Linked DNA regions of Homo sapiens: region 1 is linked to region 2. Evidence: chromatin contacts called from ENCODE Hi-C or POLR2A ChIA-PET data. All regions are on one chromosome and are shown on one strand. Each heading gives the region's core, a stretch centred on a gene start or an enhancer-like site at or near the end of the contact. The rest is flanking DNA. Distances are from core to core; before and after follow the strand shown. Region 1 overlaps CAB39 (calcium binding protein 39). Region 2 holds the start of SP100 (SP100 nuclear antigen).

The links. A loop is a pair of places that touch in the nucleus more often than their neighbours do. ChIA-PET counts read pairs that join two places held with the same protein, here RNA polymerase II (POLR2A). Pooled maps may share reads with other maps.
Region 1: a pooled map shows a loop between it and region 2 (2.3-fold over the local background). The contact joins the enhancer-like site here to the promoter of SP100 in region 2. A Hi-C loop is called at or near these places in 18 of 168 maps with a recorded cell type or tissue (CD14-positive monocyte, CD4-positive, alpha-beta memory T cell, CD8-positive, alpha-beta T cell and 13 more), 9 of 37 single-sample maps with no recorded cell type and 20 of 50 pooled maps. POLR2A ChIA-PET finds 5 or more read pairs at or near these places in 3 of 52 experiments (MCF 10A, T-cell and naive thymus-derived CD4-positive, alpha-beta T cell).

What each region holds. Positions count from the first base shown.
Region 1 is chr2:230,780,038-230,783,145 of GRCh38, reverse strand. The region is part of intron 2 of CAB39 (calcium binding protein 39); the gene reads right to left. Among named protein-coding and RNA genes, the nearest start is that of CAB39, 69 kb to the right of the region's middle. Within about 2 kb of position 1,530, at least 9 of the 41 ENCODE cell types and tissues checked have a DNase peak (open chromatin) inside an H3K27ac peak, as active enhancers do; they include CD8-positive, alpha-beta T cell, HCT116, gastrocnemius medialis and 1 more, where a contact is called at or near this core.
Region 2 is chr2:230,414,835-230,417,718 of GRCh38, reverse strand. It overlaps SP100 (SP100 nuclear antigen), which reads right to left and starts at 1,518. Exons shown (of 29, transcript NM_001080391.2): 1 at 1,391-1,518; 2 at 54-128. The coding sequence starts at 1,422. RefSeq lists an enhancer at 1,352-1,871.

The DNA.
Region 1 (3,108 bases), core at 281-2,780, 370 kb before region 2:
CTAAAGAAAGAGCAGTCTGGGCCGGGCGCAGTGGCTCACGCCTGTAATCCCAACACCTTGGAGGCCGAGGCGGGCGAATCACGAGGTCAGGAGATCGAGACCATCCTGGCTAACATGGTGAAACCCCGTCTCTACTAAAAACAAAAACAAAAACAAAAACAAAAAATTAGCCAGGCGTGGTGGTCAGCGCCTGTAGTGCCAGCTACTCAGGAGGCTGAGGCAGGAGAATGGCGTGAACCCAGGAGGCGGAGCTTGCAGTGAGCCACCACTGCACTCCAGCCTGGGCGACAGAGAGGGAGACTCCCTTCTTCTCAAAAAAAAAAAAAAAAAAAGAAAGAAAGAAAGAAAGAAAGAAACAGCAGTCTGTTTCAATGTTGGAGGAAATACTTGCGGTGTTGGAAATCTTGAGTCACAGTACGGCCACACTGTTTACTGCTCTGTATGGACAATTAAAGGGTTTTCAAAGGTTAAGTTTGGTTGTGATTTGCCTTGTGCTCAATTTACAACGTAATTCCCTATGGTCTCACAGAGAAAATACTCTGGGAGAATACACATCAAACTCAGTATGGTCGTCTACCTGTGGGGTGGAGTAAGAAGAGTATTTGCTCCATTTCAGACTTGCTTGAATATTTTTTCTCACAATTCACATTCTACTTTTATTTAAAAAAGAAAAAAAAAGATGAGGTAAATTATATAGATCAAAATGATCATTATGTTGGTACTCATTGATTTCTTCTTCCATTTCTCCTTTTTCAGCCCTCCCCACGAGACATCCCCCCTCCCACATTTTAAAGATTTCTAACAAATAACCAAATAACCATGGACAATTATAAGCTGATTAAACAAAAAGCTTGAAAAATATATCCAAATATTACCAAAAGATGATCAGAAAATTTTAATAAGTGTTTCACAAGAGAAGGCAATTTAGCAAGTATTTACTAACTGAAGATGACACACACACAACAGATAAACTTGGTTGTGGCCGGGAGTGGTGGCTCATGCCTGTAATCCTAGCACTTTCAGAGGCCGAGCCGGGCGGACCACCTGAGGTCAGGAGTTCGAGACCAACCTGGCCAACTTGGTGAAACCCCGTCTCTACTAAAAAATGCAAAAATTAGCTGGGTGCAGTGGCATGAGCCTGTAGCCCTGGCTACTTGGGAGGCTGAGTCACGAGACTATCTTGAACCTTGGAGACAGAGGTTGCAGTGAGCCGAGATTGAGCCACTGCACTCCAGCCTGGGTGACAGAGCGAGACTGTGTTTCAAGAAGGAAAAAAACAAAACAAAACACAAAACCTTGGTTGTTCTTGTTTAGTTTTGACTTGGTTCCCTTCATAGCAGCTTGCATTAGGGACTATGCCTAGGGCCCCACCTCTGGCCTGCAGGCATTGTGTCAATATATTCTCTGCCCTTGTAACCACATCCTTCTCATCTCCTACCACCCCATTGGTCCCCTCACACCTACTGAGTAAGGTATTCACACTTACAGCTCCTCCAAACACTGTATCCTTTTCAAGCTGCTGAATCATCATGTCACCTAATCCACTGAACCCTTAATGACCACATTCCAGGTCCTGCCAAGCCTGCACATTTCAGTGCCACTCATGCGAGCAGCTCAAGGTCTCTTGGCTCCCCTACATAATCTTAAATGTGCTTTATTCAAATCTTTCTCTACTTGAGCTCCCAAATTTCTGAGCACTGTAGAAAAAGTGATGGAACTTGTGCACATTCGGTTCACCAATACACCATGTCATTCGACTTCAAAGCAGCTCAGAAACAATCCTTTAAACCGGGCTGATTTCCAACCAGTAACTCCCAGCAGCACATATTTCAAGACGGCTCCACTTTCCTCAAGAGCCATTAGTCTCTCTTTACTCCTTTATCTGAACATCTAGCTTCACTCCTCCTATATTAACATAAGACTTTCTAATTAAAACATTCTCAACTTCTTCACTACATCTTGATGTATTTCTGCATCCTATCTCAAACTTGTCAACACACTCAGAATCACCTGAGAAACTTTTAGAAGAGATGCTCAGTTCCCCCGAGATAATTTTTTTTTTTTTGAGATCAGGTCCAGCTCTGTTGCCCAGGTGGAATGCCGTGGTGCAATTATGTCTCACTGCAGCCTTGACCTCCCAGGCTCAAGTGATCCTCCCACCTCAGCCTCCCGAGTAGCTGGGACTACAGGTACACACCACCATGTCTGACCACGTTTTAAATTTTCTGTAGCAATGGGGTCTCATTATGTTGGTCAGGCTGGTCTCAAACTCCTGAGCTCGAGTTATCAGCCCCCTCAGCCTCTCAAAGTGTTGGGATTACAGGCATGAGCCACTGAGCCTGGCTCCAAGATACTTATTAATGACAAAAGGAAAAATAGTAATTTTCCAGTAGACACCACCTTAACCAAATGATGTTACTGACCATCATCAGTAATGAGACTATTGACATCACTGCCTCCTGAACTGATGCAATGAAAAGGGTACTTCACTTCTGTGGTATTCTTGCAAATGCATAATCGACATTGAATCATGAAGAAACATCAGGCAAACCTAAATCAAGGGACACTCTATAAAATAGCTGACTAGTATTTCTCAGAAGTACCAAGGGTCATAAAAGTCATAAGAAAGACTGAGGAACTGTTTCAGATTAAAGGAGACCTAGGGAGATGTTACGACTCCTTACATGTAACGTGTGATCCTGAATTAGATTTTGGTTCAGAAAAAGGACATGAGTAGGACAACTGATGAAACTTGAAAAAGGCCTGTGCATTAGTTAATAGTATTATACCAATGTTATTTTTTGGATTTTGATCATTGCCCTGTGGTTATAAAAGACGTTAACATTTAGGGAGGCTGGGTGAAAGGCACTCTTCTAAACCATTCTGTAAGTCTGATAAGTTCATCAATAATCTTTTTGCCTTTTCTTCACAGGTAAGGGGCATCCTACTTAGTTCCAAGGCTGATGGCTCTCTCTGTGCACTGGAGAAAGGGCTCCCAAACAAAAAGGAGGTTAGCTTTGACTCAGGTACCCCCTGTGCAATTGTGCCAGTTCTGTGGCCTCATGGAAACCTGTTGGGTCTTACTGGACCATCCGATAATTAAGGGAA
Region 2 (2,884 bases), core at 269-2,768:
CCCATCGTAAGGAAAATACAAATTAAAACAAGACATAACTCTTCATTCATCACCTTTGCAAATCGTGGCTGTGTGCAGGAAGATGGTTCATCTCATTTGCTACTGGTGAAATACATTCATTCAGCCTCCTAGAAAGACAATTTGGCAGGACCAAGTAAATAACTGGACCCTTTGCCTCAATAATTACATTTTTAAGGTTTAGAGACAAGATAAATATTTGTTTAGATGTAAAAACCCAAAAAGAAATATATAATCATTGTTATGATAGCTTATTGGTAAATGTGAACAATTTAAAAACAATCTAAATGTCCTTCAATTGGAGAATAAATAATTATCATATATCAATTCTATGGAATAGCATGTATAAAAAGAATGAGGCAGATCTATATGTATTAAGGTTAAAAGATCTCTAAGTTTTCCACTATTAAAATAAGTAAAAATGCAAAATGCAGACTAGCACATGTAATATAATTTATTATAAATCAAGAACATAAATTACGTATTTACAAAAAATGCATTAGATATATAAATGCATAGAAAAATATAAGAAAAGCTGTGCCCAAGACTCTTCACAGGACTGGGAAGAGAAGCTACAAGAATGGCTGAGTGGCAAAGATGACTTTTTCCTTAATATACTTCTCCACTGTTTTAAATTTTATGAACAATAATGTACAGTGTATTTCTTTTGTATTAAAAAATTTAAAAGATTAAGTAATGTTATTTCTCAACTCACTACTAGAGAAAAGTTAGGATTTCCTTCTCTTTTCTGGTCAGAGGTATCCCCCATCTTGGGACAGGAAATTGAGGTAAAAATGAAAATATTTAGCCGTTTGTCACCCTGGGCCTTTTTCTTCCCTTTCCTTCTTTTGATCAAGGTTGATGGAATAAGAACTCAGACCCTGAGCCAGTCATGGGAACAGCCGGCAGAGGCCCCTTGCCAGGACAGGTGAGACCACAGCGTCTGATGTTTAAAAGTAAGCCAGGTGTTTACCCTGGAGTGTTTATTTTCTAAAGCACCTTTTTTGACATGACATATTTGAAGGTAGAGGAAGGCTGAGGGGTGAAAGGGTTCACAGATCATGAGGAAATAGTTAATCCCAGCCACCAACAACTGCTATGTTTAGAGTGTCCCGGTCAGCTGAGCAGTAAATCCAAAACAAGAAAGTCACGTGTGTTATGGCAAGTTGAACTCACACCAACAGCTGTCCTGCTCCTGTTTAAAAAATCTGATTTCCTCATTACTTGTCTTTCATTTCATTATATAACATCGCATACCTATGTTCTTGCAAAGAAGGATTAAAGTGAAGCCTTAGGCACAAACTGAACTAAAGGCATGAAAGCTGCAATATAGCCAGAGATAAAGGTTAAAGGAAGGGAGATAAAGACTCACCTGGTGCTCAGGTCGCCGCCCCCACCTGCCATCTTCCCACCCTAGGCCCTGCGTGGGCCTCAGAGCCTGGCCTCTGAGCCCCTCAGTCGGCCCAGCCTGCGTGCAGTGTGGCTGCCCAGGCCCCAAGCAGGAAGTCGGCCGACAGACTGACTCAGAAAGGGCTCCGCCCAAATGGGGAAAAGAGAAGTGAAAGTATTTAACCTCCTTCTGGGCTACGGACACTGTGTTTCTCCTCCTTTTTCACTCCAAGGGATTCTCAGCTTTTCTGAAATGTGGCAGAGGGTTGGAGGAGAGGCCTGACAAGCAGCAAGACCTGCAGGACCAGGGAAGGAGGGCCCAGGGGACGAGCAGGGCCAGCTCCCGGGTGTCCACTTGTTTGTGCAATACACAGCCAAAAAAAATGTCCTTGAAACAAAATTGTCCTTAGCTGCTCTGCCCTCTAAGAGGGGGCATAGTTTACATGGGAGTTGGGGGGGAAACTCCATGTTTGCCCCTTCCCCTTGCTGACATGGCTTGGGGTGGGAGTTGGAGGGTTGGAGGGAAAGCCAGAAACCTCAAATCTTCTCTCAGGCCCATGGGAGAGCATGGACTGGACTAAGGTAGGTCCTGACATTGGGACCCAGGGCTGGAGAGAACCAAAATGCTCAGCATTATAACCTGGGGAGAGTGTGCTTAGCCTTCCTGGAAATCAGCCAGAAGTAAGAGAGAACTCTCCACACCCCTGGGACCAGAGGCTGGAGCCAGCATGGTAAGAAAGGCAAACATTTTAAGGGGCAAGGGTTTAAGGAATCTTGACTATGGGGCCGCCTTGGAACAGCCAGGGGTGAAGAGACACCTAAGCTTCGGAGAAGTCACTGGAATCTTGAGAGAACAAAAGCTTCTCATTGGAGGAGGATGGAGGTTGGAACCCAGATGATCTAGACATGGAAGGGCAGGGTGGCTCCCGCGGGAGGTTCTATCTCTGCCCAGATTTTCCATTTAGATTCTGATTCATCATTCCTCAGAGAACAAGAAGCGACCGAGAAGACTCGCTTTACATCAGTATAAAGTCATAGGTAAAGAAACAGAAGCAAAGGGCGCATGAGAATGGGGCCACAGGACACAACCAGGGACCAGAACTCCAGGCCGGACCATGGGGCAGAGACAGGGAGGCAGCTGGGAGCCTGGGGGCGCTGGAATCCAGGGCCCAAGGTGAGCAGAGGGTGGAAGCTGGTGAGGATTCAGGGGCCAGAGGGGATGGCACTTCAGAACGGTGTTTTCCAAATGGCATTCTACTGAATCCAACTTCTTCCAGCTGTGAATAAGGATGCTTGTCCAGGTACATTTGAAAATGTGGGGGAAGGGGCTTTCTACCCTCACTCTACTTCTGCTCTTCTTTTCCCCATGAGTGAATGACCAGGCACCAGGACATTGGTGAGGACAGCTTTGCCGGTGGGCGAAGGTCACTGTTTCTATCAGGCACTGCACACCTGTAGGTCTCTCTCTCTTTCTCTC